Linked DNA regions of Homo sapiens: region 2 is linked to region 1. Evidence: chromatin loops called from intact Hi-C (ENCODE). Cell type or tissue: Caco-2. All regions are shown on one strand. Links, peaks and the distances in the headings refer to the core of each region. The heading gives the core; the rest is flanking DNA.

What was found. Hi-C counts contacts between places; a loop is a spot of excess contacts. Peaks named below come from ENCODE experiments on the same cell type or tissue, not always from the same donor. Only the 100,000 strongest peaks of a DNase experiment are listed, where the experiment ranks them.
Region 2: it touches region 1 in a loop (5-fold over the local background); 4 of 110 quality-filtered maps call a loop at or near these places.

The regions. Positions count from the first base shown.
Region 1 is chr2:138,774,479-138,782,819 of GRCh38, reverse strand. It overlaps NXPH2 (neurexophilin 2), which reads left to right and starts at 2,430. Exons shown (of 2, transcript NM_007226.3): 1 at 2,430-2,629. The coding sequence starts at 2,579. In Caco-2, for the core only: no CTCF peak of the experiment used is centred there; a DNase peak (open chromatin) is centred at 4,609.
Region 2 is chr2:138,721,049-138,729,389 of GRCh38, reverse strand. The region is part of intron 1 of NXPH2 (neurexophilin 2); the gene reads left to right. Among named protein-coding and RNA genes, the nearest start is that of NXPH2, 55 kb to the left of the region's middle. In Caco-2, for the core only: no CTCF peak of the experiment used is centred there; no DNase peak of the experiment used is centred there.

The DNA.
Region 1 (8,341 bases), core at 298-8,297:
TCTGAGTTTAACTTCCACTTTTAAACTTTATGTAGTTTCTCAAAAGAACAAAAATGATCTAAGAAATATGAACAAATTGAAGGAAAAAAGTGAACTATTCCAGTAATTAAACAACTTTGTTATTTATTTCAATAATGTGTTAAATCATGCCCTCCTCATTTACAAAGCCTGTGATAGCTGAATGGCAAACTACCAAAGTACCAAATGGAGACAGGACCTCACCTTCTGGCTCTATAAATGAGTCAGCTCAGCTCAGGCAGAGACACCAAGTCTAAATGAGGTAGTGCCTCTTGCAAAGCGGTTAGCCTCTCTCCTCTTCGAGCTGTACCTCTTCAGAAAGGGGTTCCTCTGTTTCTGCAAAACCCTTCCTATTATGTCCGTTTTGTTTCGAAAAGGTTGTCTGTAAATAAGATGCAGCCCTATCCAGGGACGCAAAGTTGGGCAAAATCAACCAATAGAGATCCTTCCAGTTTTTGAAATCCTCTTATTTGTGCTTTTGGGACAGAATAATTTACTAGAACTGGTAGAACAGGGCTCTAAGCCTTGGTAAAGAGGGAATTTTTGTAGGGATGAGGAGTGGAATGGGTGAGATATAGATTTGGATATGCAAATAGTGGTTTTGTTTTTGAGTCTGTTGCAAGGCAAAAGGAGAGTCTGAGATCAAGCAGAAATGGGATGCAGCTGGTGCATCCTTTACCATGGAACCCCCAGTCAGGCTTAGCAAGGGTTTAGGGAGGATGCATGCCCCTTGCTTGCCACTCTCCCCCCCTACAGGAAATGGAGTTGTACTGGAAAGATACCCTACCTGCAGGCTCAAGGACAACACACTCTCAAATTCACACTGGGATCCCAGAACACTCTGGAATAACCTCCCTCCCCATCTGCACAATCTTGGCACACTCAGTGAAAGGAATAGTAGGATTTTGCCCTAGTCAAAGCAATCCTCCTGCCTTTGAAACCTAGGACCAAGGCTGCTCTGCTTCAACCGCTAAGATTTAACAACCCTCCTTCATTTCTATTTTGGGGTGGGGGTGGTAAGCAGAGGAGAAGGAAACTTTTTTTTTTTTGTCCAAAAATTACAACTTAATCTGTGCTTTTTGTTGGGTTTATTTTTTAAAGCCTAGAAATCAATTGCAATTCTACTCCCTTGCTTCAACATGGTTTTCTTCTCTAAGAGCTTTGCGTTTCTAGATGTAAGAAGCATTCTCGCCTTGGGTATTCTGTCGGAGCAACTGCCTAAAGTCTCATCCTTGGAGAAGTGAATGTATCTCTCTGGACCTTAGGTTTCCCACCTGTTCAATAAAGGAGTGACGAATGACGCCCAAACTCTGATCTACCGTAAAAACAGTGCAGGTCTGTGAGCCCCATTGCCTTTGATTTTTCCACTCGAGTGTCCAGCACAAAGATAGTAAAAGGTTAAGGATCTCTCCAATGGCGAGTTGTTAACACGGAGGTCGAGGCTCACAGGCATCAGGTTTGCACCTTCGCCCGTCCGCAAAGATACCCCTCTCCAATATTTCTGAAGTCGGAGGCTGTGGTGGGGTATCCTGCCTTTATTCTGCTTCTCCAAAGCCCGGGCAGAAGGTCTGGGAGCAACTTTGTCTGTCTTCAGGACACCTAGCTGTCTATACCATCCCCAAACCGGAGTAAACCAGACATCACCTAGCTCCGTTTCTCACAGTTCTGCTCCTGGTCCCTCGAGGTCCCCATTACTCCCCAACCCCAGAAATCCTTCCAGCCGCACCAGGCGCACTTTGTACCCCTTACCCGCGGCTCTGCGAGCTTGGCGCTGCGGCAGAGTAGGGCACTCTCCCAGGGCGTCCTGGGCTCCAGCCTCACCTCCCCGCCCCAGCCTTTTCCGTTCGCAGCTCCCCACGCCCCGCCCCAGGACTCTGCAATCGCCTTCCCCTCCTAAACTCTCTGGGCGCTCTCCAGGCGGGCGCACTCTTTCTTGCAGCCACCCAGGGAGAACCTTTTCTTCCCCTCATCCCCAATCTCCCCAGCCAAAGCGAGAGCCAGTCAGTTGGCAGGGCGCTTGGCACAGTGGAGCCTCTCGGACCGGCCTTCTGCTGGGCGGGGGTGGGAGGAGGCACCCGGCCTCTCGGGGCTCTGGGGCACCGGCTGGCCAGGCGTGCTCAGCTCGGCCAGGCATCCGCCCGGCGGGATCGGATCTGGAGGGCAGCCTCGCACTGAACCCATCACCCAAGCGCCCGAGCCGCCGCCTCCCTCCCGCAGGCGCCCCACGCGCTCACCCCAAGCCCGGCCAAGCGGGAGAGTCCAAGGCGCGACTGAAGCCCCCCGCCGCGTGCCGGAGCTCGAGCTGCCCCGCAGGCTCTTTGCCGGCCCCCTCCGAGGAGGGGCGCGCGGGGGGCCGGGAGAGGCACCTCCGGTCCGCCCACCCTCCCCCTTCCCTGCCCGCCCACCCGGCCAGAGCTGCGCGGCACGGCGCAGCGCTCGGATTCCGGGAGGGAAGCGCCGCGCTGTGTCCCTGGCGTCCTCAGTCCTGCCCCGCGAAGTGGAGATGCGCGAGAGGCAGGCGAGGGCGCGCAGCTCGTGAAAAGCCGCGCCAGCCGGCACCATGCGCCTGCGGCCGCTGCCCCTCGTGGTGGTCCCTGGCTTGCTGCAGCTGGTGAGTGCCCGGCCCGCGCGCCGTCCCACACGCCGGGGACGCGTTTCGGCGGGAAAACCGCGCAGGCGGCTGACTTGGAGCCCAGCCTGGGCCTGCTTGGGAAGTGGGGTTGGGGGCGCGCGGAGGGCAAGGAGTTTTGGGTTGCCTTAGAGGTCGAAAGGGAAGAATTGAAGAACGGAATAGACGGGATCTACAGGCGACTCAGGGGCTTAGCACGGGTTGGGACTTGAGCGCTGGGGTAAAGTAGGCAGAAGGTGGCCGGGAAGTAGGTCCGGGAGAAGGAAGCGGTTTATTGATAAGCGGTCAAGGAGAGGAAGGAAAGTAAATTGATAGGATGAGAAGGGGCAGAAAGACCTTCCTCCTGTTCACAGTTTGAGAGGCTTGGTGGTGTTTATTTTTCACGTGGTGTTTTGCCCAGATGCACACAGACACTTCTCCCAAAGCACAGCATAGTGCATGCATCCTCGTTCTCAGAGCCAGGTAGTGGCGCCTTGCTGGGAGAAAACTTAGGCAAAATACGGATTTGGGGGACAGCTTGGATTTCTCTTCGTTTTCCGTCTGGCGCTAGGGACTGGGATGGGGCTTTCTGCCAGCTGGGGACACAAGATATAACTTTCATGCCCAGCTCCGCGCAGGAGCCCCCTCTCGGGCATCTCGAAGCTGTCTTTTCAGGGAGACCGCCCGCCTGGTCTGGGTGGCTCGGAGGCGCTGAGGAATAAGAAACGTATTAAAATGTGGTTTGGGGTTCGCGTTGTCACTCTCTTCTCTCTTCCCGCGAGGCGCCACGCTCTCCTCCTCCTGATATACGCCTATGTTCTATATGCATGGCTAATTATAGTTGAGGGAAAACCAAAGTAAGATCTTCAAGAAGAAACTTTTAAAGTAAAATTACAGAAGGGGAGTGCTTTGGCTGGGTCAGCATCTGTGATGGATTTCTTCTGGTCACTTAGCTCTTGCCTTGTTAGGGTGCTATTAAGAGGGCTTTCTCCTGATGCCATAGTTTCTTTGGTCCTCATACTTAAGACTTTGCCCAAGCACTTAGAAGATGACAGTCTCTTCTCTCTCGCTCGCTCTCTCTCTCGTTCTCTTTGTCTCTTTCTTTTCCTATTAGGGGGAAAATCAAGTAACTTTGAAAGTTTATGATATGTATGATATTGTTAAGGCAGAGGCACTTTGCAAGTTCTGAGGGTGGAAGGAACTCTAAAAGGTGGAGAGACCTCTGAGATGCCCGTGGTCCATGCTTGTTACGGTGGAGATTAGCTTCACCTGCACAGCGTTAACTCAGAAACTCTTCAATGGCATCAAGAAGAAAATGCAATGATATGCCCAAATATCCTTGAATGAGCCATCACATACTGGCTATCTACAATACTCCATGTTAAAATACATTTTACATCTTAGGCATTATGAATCCAAAATATATGCCACATTAATCTTTAGTATCCCTTGCTTTAAAATTTTTTAGTCTGGATTCTAATAAAAGGTGATCTAACAAAGCAGCATTTGTATGGTGTGTGTAAGGAAAAGCCTGGGGAAATCAGGTGTTTATGTGGGGTCTTCAGAATATCTTCACGAATCTTAGTTCATTAATTTTGCATTTAATAAATATGAACTGTGTATCTGCTCCGTAAGCAGTGTGATAGGCTCTTAAAGATGAGAAAATATATTTGGGCACGTGTCGGGGAAAAGTTCTTCTCCCAGCTACTATATTGGAAATGTTAGATATTTTTTTTTTCCACACCGCCATAGTCAGTAAGGAATAGGAAATACATCTTGAAGGGATTATATGCTCTCCTTAAGAGCTAGATTCTAATATTACAGCATGGACTGATGGATTTGCTTTTAAAAAAGCTTATGTCAAATTCTAATCCATTTTGGGATTGTGCTTGGGTTGTAATGTTTTTCTCCTGGAGCACTTTATCATGGTAAGTGAGGTAGGGAGCTGCAGCCCTGTTGATAAGCACACATTCCTTACGCTGCCATCCCTTCGGACAATAAAAGGCTGTTTACATTCTCCACATTCTTAGAGCTGTTGCCAGCCTTATAACACAAGGGGGTTAGAATGTGAAAGGAAAACAGAGTGGCTGAGCATATCTAAATTGAAATATTCCCCAATCCCAGCATATGCCCTACTCCAGTAGGTGTCAAAAAGGACAGATCATGATTTGCTCATTTGGATGGCTCATAGTTTTGTTCTACCTTTTTCAGCTGATATTGAACTTCTTTGTTAAATCCTAACAGCAAGGGGATAAAATATTTTCTAGATATGAAACTAGTCATTTACTTTTCTAGGAACCATATGTACTAAAAAAATCTGCCCTTTGCTGACATAAGGCTTTTTTTTTTTTTTTTTTTTTTTAATTTTTTGGTGAGGGAGGAGTGAAGTTACCTTATTGTCGAAATTGGATTTTACTTTTCTATCTGCACTGCCAGCCTGAAGAACATACTTATAAAAAATATTAAATATTTTAAAAGAATAATAGATTCATTTGGGCATATTGAACATTTAGTGATATGAAAATTACCTGTTTGTTTCTGAAAGCAGTCACAGGGAATTGAGCCCAAATAAGTCACTAACTATGGTTATATATAACATATATAATATACACGTATATATAATACAGTCACAATAACTAGAATTTTTTTACCTGTTTATGTGATATTTAAAACTTCTAAGAAAACAGTAAGCGGAATTGATAAATACTGCAAGTAGGCTAGGAAGAATGTATGTCTCTTACCTGTCCTTGCCCATTTTCCTGGCCTGTGTATAGTGCTTTTAACAGACAGGTTGCTATAGCTAATTAATGGGATTACTATTTGCAAGATTTAAATATCCATCTTGAACATATTCCTTTTTTAAAAATTCTTATTCAGCAACATACTCTTATAAAGAATATTAAGAGCATGTTATATCTTTTCTGCCACTAATGAAGAAAAAAATTAGCATTTGAAATGAATATTATATCAAAATGAGTGTTGCTTCATCATGATACAAGGTAAAGACTTCACCAGATGTCAACTGTTTACAGATTTGCATGATGATTTGTAACTGGTAATAAGTGTGATTTTTTGCCTTTAAGTAAAAAGAAGATTAAAAAAAGAATAAATTTTAATTTAAATGAATGATTAGCTAACGTTTAAGATAAAATTTAGGGCTGATTTAAAAAATCAGTTTCTTACACATTTTAACTTGTTTTACTGTGATACAATGCTGAGTTTACAAAATAAAATATTAGTTAAAAGCAATGTAAGTTGGCAAATTTTTAGAATCCTATAAAATCAGATCCTTGTGATGAAAGATGGTAAAATTTTAAGTTCATCTTTTTAGTACCACATAATTTATTAAGGGTACTTACATTAAAACTAATAATTTTAATATTTGTTTAGTCTGATGATTCTATTTATTTCTTCTTCTGTACTTACAAGAATTGATAACTCTTTACTATCTTCCATTCAAAAATGACAACTTTCCTCATACAGCCTTGATCAATAAACATCAAAATAGTATTTTCCAGTGCCGGATGAATAGTCCTCTGTTGGCTATATGACAATGTGAAGGAAAAAAAAAAAAAAACACCACTATATCATTGTTATGACTTAGAGTTGGCCGTGCATTAAAATGAACTCCTCATTATAAGCATCATTATTTTACACACTTTAAAAAATGAAAATTAAGATTAGACAATTAAATCCTTGGTTCCAGTCACCCACCTCCCAGTACAAGTTGTATTCCCTTGGTTTATTCTGGTATTATGTTATCTGGTCCAGTTGTGAATGCCTTCCATACAGAAAAATGACTGCTTGGGAAATTATTTTATTGTTTAGTTTCCGAATGGAAAAGAAAAGCTTTCTTAATCTTTGTTCTGTATTTTTTTGTAATTTTTTCTTTTTTATGGTTTTTGATTAGTAATTGTAATGCTAAATAAGGCAGAAAGCTTTTTGGAAAAATATTTTAGGGGTTTACATTGTCAGCTTAAAATGTGTAGTTCTTGCCAATCAAATGTATTAAGAAATGTTGGTTTATATAAGACACCGCCCACCTTTTATCTATTAAAGAGCTAATCAATACACCTTGAATGATTTAGTCGTTTAGTGGTAGCAATCAAAGATGAATATAAATGTGTCACAGGTTTGTGATTTTGTAAAAGCTCTAGACTGTCTCTTACCGTTTACATATTCTGTGGACTCTTTTACCTGAAGCTTTACTGGGAAAGATTTGAAAAAAGAATTATAGCTGCACACTCAAGTGCTTACAGTTAAGGCTGTGTCAGCGTTTCTGTAAAGAATCTCATTTCTATCTTAGCCATAAGCATTATTGCTGGTTAGAAGCTGGCATTTAATATCTTGATTTGGAAGTAAATTATTTCAAAACGGCTTTAAAAAATTGGTCCAAATGATTTTGAGTGCTCCCCATATGAGGTTACTGTCTAGGTATCCTTATAGTATGCAGGATGGTGATTTAACAAACTAATTTCTATATTATTGACTTTGTAACTAAATTAGCAGGCACAATCCTATGGTTTTGACTTCCACAATGGTTATAATTTAAGTTGGGATATGTTTAAATGATTTTAGATAACCTTTTCCCAGTTAACATATATATTGTACTGCCGTAAGATTTTCTAACACTATTTCGTCATAAGTATTTTTAATTATGCCAAAATCAGGTGCCCTTTTATAAGTCTTTATTTACTAATGCATTTTTTATTAGCTGTGATTTGATTAATGGTATTGATGACAACTCTATTCTTTATTTCAAAATCCTGCTAAATAAAAAAGGAATCTAAAGCAATTTACAGTATAAGTTGTGGTATAGATTTTCATATTAAAGAAAGAATTTTAAGATGTGATTGACTGAAAACTTCTATTTTATGTTATTTTTTAACTTATGAAAATCTAGATTAAAACTCTCAAACAAGTGTTTGGTTCATTATGCTGTAAGATTGGTATATAATAAGGAATTATCTTTCCTTATAGAATTACCATTAAAAATGAAATTTCCATTATTTAAGCCCAAATGCTGTAGGAAATATTTTTCTTTTTCCTAGTCAGATCATTCACAAAGATCAAATAGTTGTATCTAAAATTGCCATTCTTGTGCTCACTTCAGTAGCACGTATACTAAATTGCCATTCTAGTTAATTTTTCCTTTCTTAAATGGTAAGAGAAATGAGACATTTTATAAACTTAAACTATAATGATAATAACGCTGACTTAGATTTCCATGCACTTACATAATTTTAAGTTTCTTTCACACAATTATCACATTCTATTCTCCCAGTAAGACTAGAAGATAGAGAAGGATATTTTAAATGTTTCCATTCATGTTTTGGGAAGAACAATGAATTTCATGTCAAAAGACTTGGAGTCTATTTCTGAATCAGTCAAACATTCAACAAATATTTGTTCATTATCTGTTTTGATCCAGACTTTACACTGAGACTACAGCAAGCAGTGAGAACATAGCAGTCAACAAAATAGAGTTGGTCCAAGGGTGTGAGTGTGTGTGTATGTGTGCACATGTGCACCTGTGAGTGTGTATGTGTCTTGGGCAGTTCGTTTAACAGCCTGAGAACTTTCATCTATAAAATGAAGTCAATAATGACAAAGTAGATAAAAATTTGTTTTTAACATCTCTCCTTTTTTAATATGTTGTAACAGGGGTTCTGAATTTTTCTTCATATGATTTACATCTTTAGTTACTGTATATAT
Region 2 (8,341 bases), core at 320-8,319, 53 kb after region 1:
GGAAGCAAACACATCCTTCTTCACAAGGTGGCAGGAGAGAGAAGAATGAGAGCCCAGTAAAGGGGAAAGCCCCTTATAAAACCATCAGATCTCATGAGAATTTTCTCACTATTATGAGAATAGCATGAGGGAAACCACCCCCATGATTCAATTACCTCCTACTGGGTCCCTCCTATGACATGTGGGGATTATGGGAACTACAATTCAAGATGAGATTTGGGTGGGGACACAGCCAAACCGTATCAGGCACTAAAGCTGTTGAGGAGAAGGAGACAGTGGGAAGCTGGATAGCTTGGGAGAATGGAACCATACATTGTAATCTATGACTTTCCAAGAAAATCTTGTGTAATAATTGGACTAATATGTATGAAAAGAAATAGAAGCAAAATCCTAATCTATTTGACCCTAGAAAATTGATTAGATTCCTAAGAGACCTTATTAAGGTTTAAGGCCATAGTGTACCAGGAGGTAGTGTAAGCCCTTAGCAAAACTTTGACTGTGTTTGCATGATTCCCGACATTTAGACTAGACGATGAAAACAGAAGTCATGAAAATACTTTGTAAGGGCACATCTGGATGTTTTACTGATGTGTGCCATTTTACTCTATAATTTTTGCTTTATTTATTATGCATAGCTTGCTGTCTACATAATGTCAAACTTTTTATCAGAGAATAAATGCATCTACATTGATGTTCTGGCAGGATTTTCATGTAGGAATTTAAAAAACTACAGGACACATTTATAAGCATTATTTATGCCTTAAGGAAGAATGTGTTTCAGGTAAAAAGCCTTCTTTTTGAATGCCACTACAGTAAGCACCCTTTTATTAAGAAAATAATAGCTAACATTTATCGAGATCTTTCTATATGACAAGTCCTATGCCAAATCATTTAAATGTCATTCTTCTTAATCCAAATAGTCCTTATCAGATACATGTTATTGTTATACATGGAAGATGGAAAACTCAGTTTTAGAAATTATATTAGTCTTCTAGGGCTGCCATAAGAAAAGCCACATATTAAGTGGCTTAAACAAACAAAAATGTATTTTCTCACAGTTCTGGATGCTGAAAGTCCAGAATCAGAGTCCTAGTAGGATTGATTTCTAGTGAAGCCTCTTTCTTTGGCTCACAAGTGGCCATCTTCTCCCTGTGTCTTCATATGATCCTCTGCATGCTCAAAGAGAGAGACAGAGGGAAGAGAGACAGACAGAGAGAGAGAGAGAGAGAGAGAGCGCACTCTGGTGTCTTCTTCTCTTAAGACCTCATTTAACCTCTTAATTATTTCCTTAAGGGCTCTGTCTTCAAACACAGTCACATTGAAGGCAAGGGCTTCAATATATGAATTTGGAGGGAACACAGTGTAGTCCATAGCAGAGACATTATGAAACTTACCCAAGGTCACATACCTAGGAAATACTGGAGCCAGGATTGGTACCCTGGCAGCCTGACACTAGAACCTCAAGCCTCCAACTACTTTATATTTTCATTCATGGAGTAATGTCTGCCTTTGTCTTCTGAAAGATTGGCAAGGTACACACACTCAGGAAAATAAGAGTTAATAAAGTGGGCTCATATTTATTTTGGTCAAATAATATGAAAACATGTCTCATTAAGCTGGATTTTATTAAAATTAAAAATGCTTGTAAAACACAGTGTCAAGAAAAGGAGAAGACAAGCTACAGACTGGGAGAAAATGTTTGCAAAAGAACCCCCCCCGCCTCACCGCCCCCCGCACCGATAAAGGACTATTATCCAGAATATACAAAGAATTTATAAAATCCAACAATAGGAAAACAACCAGATTTTAATGTGAGTCAAAGACCTTAACAGACACCTCACCAAAGAAGATATGCAGATGGTAAATAAGTATATGAAAAGATGCTTCATACCATATGTCATTAGGAAATTGCAAAAAACAAACAAACAAACAAACAAAAAACAGTGAGATACCACTACACACCTATTAGAATGGCCATAATCCAAAATGCTGACACTATATCCTGGCAAGGATGTTGAACAATAGGAATTTTCATTCGTTGCTGGGGGAATGCAAAACGGTTTAGCCACTTTGAAGGCAGTCTGGCAACCATGCTCCGTGATATTTATCCAGATAAGTTGAAAACTTATGTGCACACAAAAGCCTGAGCATGGATTCAGCTTTATCTATAATTGCCCAAACTCAGAAGCAATCAAGATGTCCTTTGATGGGTGAGTGGATAAATAAACTGTGGTACATCCAGACAATGGAATATTATTCAGTACTTTAAAAAAATGAACCATCAAGTTATGAAAAGACTTGGAAGAACCTTAAATGCATATTACTAAGTGAAAGAGCCAATCTGAAAATGCTACATTCTACTATATGATTCCAACTATATGGCATCTAGAAAATGCATGTGAAAAGATCAGTGGCTGCCTGGGGTGAGCAGGGAGGGAGGGATGAATAGAGAGAGGACAGAGGATTTTTAAGGCAGTCAAACTATTCTGTATGATACTATAATGGTGGATACATGTTACTACATGTTTGTCCAAACCCATAGAATGTACAATACCAGAAGTAAACCCTAATGTTCACTCTAATAAGTGCTGTGAGCTTCAGGTGATAATGATGTGTCAATGTAGGGTCAACTCCTGTAACAAATGTACCACTGAGGTGCAGGATGCTGACAATGGGGGAGGATGTGCATGTGTGGGAGAAACCTCTGTGCTTGCTGCTCAATTTTGCTGTAAACTCAAAACTGCTCTATAAAATAAAGCCTATTTAAAAAAAACACACACATCTCATTGACTCAACTGATAAAATTTGGCCTTTGGTGCTATGTTGGAGGGTGTGTGTGTGTGTGTGTGTGTGTGTGTGTGTGTGTGTGTTTCTTTTTTTACTTTTTTCCAAAAAGATGCAAATTAAGCAATTTAGTTCACTATAGACTGAATATTTTTAATTTCTAGAAATCCTAAGGAAAGTATAGTAACACAATTTCTGCATCTTGGTTAACAACCTAAGAGGAAATAAATCAACATTATATTAATTAAACTCTAAGTTGGCAGGCCGACCTGGTGGCTCACGCCTGTAATCCCAGCACTTTGGGAGGCTGAGGCGGGCAGATCACTTCAGGTCAGGAGTTCAAGACCAGCCTGGCCAACGTGGTGAAATCCCATCTCTACTAAAAATATGAAAAAATTAGTTGGGCACGGTGGCAGGCGCATGTAATCCCAGCTACTCAGGAGGCCGAGGCAGGCGAATTGCTTGAACCTAGGAGGTGGAGGTTGCAGTGAGCTAAGACTATGCCACTGCACTCCAGCCTGGGCAACAAAGCAGGACTCCATCTCAAAACAAAAACAAAATGAAACAAAAAGCTTCTAAGTTGGCCACGCTTTGGGAGGTGTTATGAATGCTGAAGAGAAAAAGTCAGTATGCAAAAACCTAGAATATCCAGATATAGTCAAGGAATTGCAGCACAGAGACAAATTCTTACATCCTGAAACAAGAATATAAATGGAGATAATGTGAATGACATTACTGGAACAATGATAATACTTCTTACCTATGCATTTGAAAATTCTTTACATACAGTAAATGGATTTTTTATGCAGGGGAAAATAAGCACAGGGAGACTGTCAGAGAAAGCCACTGATCACTGAAGCTGGAAAACATAATTCACCGTCAGAAGATGATTTTTAAATACAAAGAACAATTATATAAATAGTTTGGTGGGATGAATATGGGATAAACTTAAGAATAAAAATCAGTGCATCTACAATGCCAAATATTATGTAACATAAGTCTACAACATCTTTCTGTCCCAACCTTGAATTAAAACTCTGAAGAAAATGGTTTCATTCATGAAACCATGATTTTAGCTTCTGTTAATGAATGACTTGCCTTTAAGCCAAAAATTATTTATCGAATCCGACACTCATGTGAGAAATCCTAACTTTATGGATTCACCTCCTTTCTCAATCCTTCCCCAAGAAGCTCACATCTATTACAGATTGGTATAGATCTGAGTAAAATGCAATGTAAGGGAAGATCTGGGTTCAGAGGGTAGATAAATGTATGAGTTTGTCTTATCTATTTTGGAATGCAAGCTCAGTGTCCATTTAACATAAAGCATCAGCTGAAAAAGTTAAACATCAACCACTTTGTAAATATTTGTAATGAATTACTTCAATAACTGCACATTTTAAAACTCACAGAGGATTAAAGTAGTAGGATAAAGTATTCCAATAACTAACTGTCCTCCTAACTCTTCTATGAAGTAAACAATCTTTGTTTATATTTGAGACTACATTTAAAAGCAAATATAGATTTGTTTTAATCGTGCTATGTATTGGTTTATCTTTCTCACTGTTCCCATTTGTTAATGCAGAAAATACTGAGTTGTCCATAATTGTGGAGCACCAGAATAAGGGAGAGCTCAGTAGCAATCAGAGCACACAGCAAATGTCACCATTGGCATAGCCTCTTCCACTCACAGACTGATTTTCAACTGTGCGTAATGGTATTTATTGTGTATGAGTGCCTAGTTTCAAAGAGAGCATGGAGCATAAAGCATGTTGCAGAATAAGCACTCTGTTGCTGTTTGTTTAATTAACTAATTGATTAATAACATTTATCTTCTTGAGCTACTAACAGACACACATTTGGACAAAAAAACACACACATATATGCACAATTATGAGGAGTAGAGTTTCACTGTTTCGCCACATCTCCTTTGCACTGAAGCAGTCATATGTTATGAGCTACTCAGTGTCGTCAACACCCTGTGAGGCTATTCTTTTGTTAAAGGAAGAAATAATAAATAGTTCCAGGGGAAAAATGGTTAGGATGAAAAGAACAGGCATCCAGCAGTGAACAATGACCTGTTGAGCTCTGCCCCACAAAGGGATTAGGCTATTTGCATTGTTTGTAAGCACACAAGCATGCACACACACACATACAATCACCCCATTTGACAGCAGTGGTTTGGTGATCAGACCTGAGTTCATTACTTCCCATAGCCTCATCACATCCTGCAGTCTCTGAAGACATGATACTGATTGGCAGAAAACAGAGTCATGCTAAATGGATGCAACATTCCCTAAAGTTGATAGAATGTTCTGCCTACAACTGTTCCTGATAAAAGTATTGAGAAACCATGACATGCCTTTGCATGGACATGGATGGAGCTGGAACTAACACAGGAACAGAAAACCAAATACCACATGCTTTCACTTATAAGTGGGAACTAAATGATGAGAACACATGGACACATAGAGGGGAACAACACACACTGAGGCCTTTCAGAAAGTGGAGGGTAGGAGGAGGAAGAGGATCAGGAAAAATAACTAATGGATGCTAGGCTTAATACCTGGGTGATGAAATAATCTGTACAATAAATCCCCATGACACAAATGTATCTATGTAACAAACCTGCACATGTACCTCTGAACTTAAAAGTTAAAAAAAAAAAAAAGAAATTATGACCCGAATGGTTTAGGAGCAATGGTGAAATAATCCGGGGGAAGTCAGTGTCAAATACCAGTCAGCAATGGAAAATGTGCTGGGAGGAAGGCTAGGGGAGGCCAAAAAGCCTGGAATCCGTGGCAGCTCAGCTGCACCCTGCTGTCATGAAGTAACAGCTGTGAGGTGTGGGCGAGTGGGTGAGCTTCTCTCCAGCACCACCTCTGAGAAGCGGAAATAATGATACTCCACCTGCAATGGTACTGTGACAATTCCATTGAGTACCAGGGTCCTGGCAGGAGGCGAGGCCCAATAAATGTCAGTTTCCTTTTATGAAGTAAAGCCAGGGGGCCTGTGAGATGCCCACCCTAGAAAAGACTAGGGCCAGGGTTCCACATGGAGATAGAACTTGGGAAAGCAGGGCTTTAGGAAGAACCAAGACTGCTCCCCTCACAGTTGGCTTAACATAAAAACTTCACTCAGAGAAGAGTGTCCTCATGGCGTAATCATTGAGAACTAGATTTCAGGGATAGGTTTGAGCCAAATGGGCTGATTTTTTCCCCTCAAATGCCAAGTATTCTGCTAAATACACTCAACCATGATTTTTCATTCATATTCCAGTATGTATAATCTTCAATGAATTTTTTTAAAATTTCCCCCTCCTGGAACTAAATCCTCTGCCACTGCTGTTTGCTTTTCAAGGCTTCATTAAAGTTCCTTGGATGAGGGCTTTGAGCTTTGAGAAATGGACCCAGTTTGTTTGTCTGCTTGCTTGCTTGCTTGCTTGTCTGTTTGTGTTGCTTAGCTTTGCTTTAATGTGAAACCCTACAGTAAATCTCCTCAGTCTTGTTGTGGGAAAGAAAATATCTTGTCTCAAGCACTTTTTGCCTTTGCTTGCCCTGGCAATAGATATAAAATAATGTGGTACTTAACCTTTTTGTTTTTGTTCACCCAGAAAACAAGTAGACAAGGACACAGCAGGCAATAAGCAATGGCTGAAAAATCACCCAGTGCCACTCTTGACCAGATTTTGCATATGTTGAGCACTTGCAGAGGCCTGAGCTACAGAGGCCAAAGAACCTCAAAGGAAGGTGGAAAGAACTGATGTTTTTGAGTAATTGTAGGCACTTTATTTACTTTGTTTTATTCTTACAAGACCAGCCAAAATCTCTTGAGCAAAGATCACACCTTGGCAATCCATCGGCACATGCTATCAGCACCACCTTCTAAACGTTATCTAGAATATAACCACTGAACACCTCTTCCACCTACTAGCCTGGACTGGGCCTTCTTCGTTGTTCAACTGGAATCATTGCAGGAATTCCTTAACTATTGGAAGATCTCTCCTCCCACTGTCCCCTACAGTCTGCACTCAACACTGCAGTCTTAGGGATCTTCAAGCCAGTTAGATGGTGCCTCTCTTCTGCCCAGGACAGCTTCCTGTTGCTCTGGTCAGTTAGAGAAGATCCTGGCCTGGACGCTTGCCCATGCTTACTGGGTGAGTCTTCACGCTGCCCTGCCCAGGCTCCGCTCCAACCACACATACTTCCTTGATTTTCCTTCCCCCAAGCCCAGCTTTCTTCTGCTGTAGGGCATTTGCATTTGCTGTTTTCTAGGCATGGAATTCTCTTTTTCCAAAATGTGTTCAAAGCTTATTTTCTCACTTTCTGCAAGTGTGTGTTTAAATATGACCTTCTCACGGATTCCTTTCTTGACCACCTTAAATAAAAAGCAGTTCTCAGTTAGTTTCTATCCTCTTGCTCACTTTGCTCTTTACCATCAGTAGCATTCTTTAATATGTATTTGTTTATTGTTGTTCTGTCTACTTCTACTAGTGAATTTCATGAGAGAGACACTAACAGATGAGACTGACTTTCTGAGAGAAATTAATTTACCTACTTATAGCATAAGTGGAGCAGCTAGCATTCAACTCCCAGTCTGACTGTCTGTAGCCTGTGCTCTTTCTACTGAATCAAGCAACTGACTTTGAAGCAAAAATAGCCATGCTCCCGCCATTGCTATTGTAGGTCTGCAAATTCAATAAAGACAGAATACTCAAAGCACACTACACTTTCATATCTACCTGCTGCATCTAAATCCTGCAAACTTACAGGCATTATCCCACTTGCTAACAAGGTTACTCAGCCTGGGGAAGTTTAAAGCTTTATCAGTTTTAGGTTTGCCGAGAGAGAAGAAAGGTAAGAAAGCGAGGCTGAGCCTAGCAAGGGCGATTCTTTAACTCCCATAGTTTGTGTCTCTTCTGTAGCTATTAAACATAGTCTTTTTCTAAATTAGTTTTTTTCCCTACATACATCATATCTCTTCCATTGTGACTTAAAAAATAAAATAAAATGATCCTCCTGCCTACAGTTTTACCACACAGCCCTACCTCCAAATTCCTCCAGTACATCCTCCATATTGTTGTCAGGAGGGTCTTTATAAAACATGAATCTTATTATTTTGCTCCATTAAAAAAAAACAAACTTCTATAATATAAAATCATGATTTCATGACCTAGCATATAGACTCTTTCCAATTGAATTCCTGTGTTCCTCTCAGTCTTCTGGCTGGCTCAGCTTTCCCCACCTCTGGCAATTTTTTTTTTTTTCAGACGGAGTCTTGCTCTATCTCCAGCTTGGAGTGCAGTGGTGCAATCTCGGCTCACTGCAACCTCCACTTCCCGGGTTCAAGCGATTCTCCTGCCTCAGCTTCCTAAGTAGCTAGGATTACAGGTGCAGACCACCACGTCTGGCTAATTTTTGCATTTTTAGTAGAGATGGGGGTTTCACCATTTTGGTCAGGATGGTCTCGAACTCCTGACCTTGTGATCCACCCACCTCGGCCTCCCAAAGTGCTGGGATTACAGGCCTGAGCCACCACACTCAGCCCCTCTGGCAAC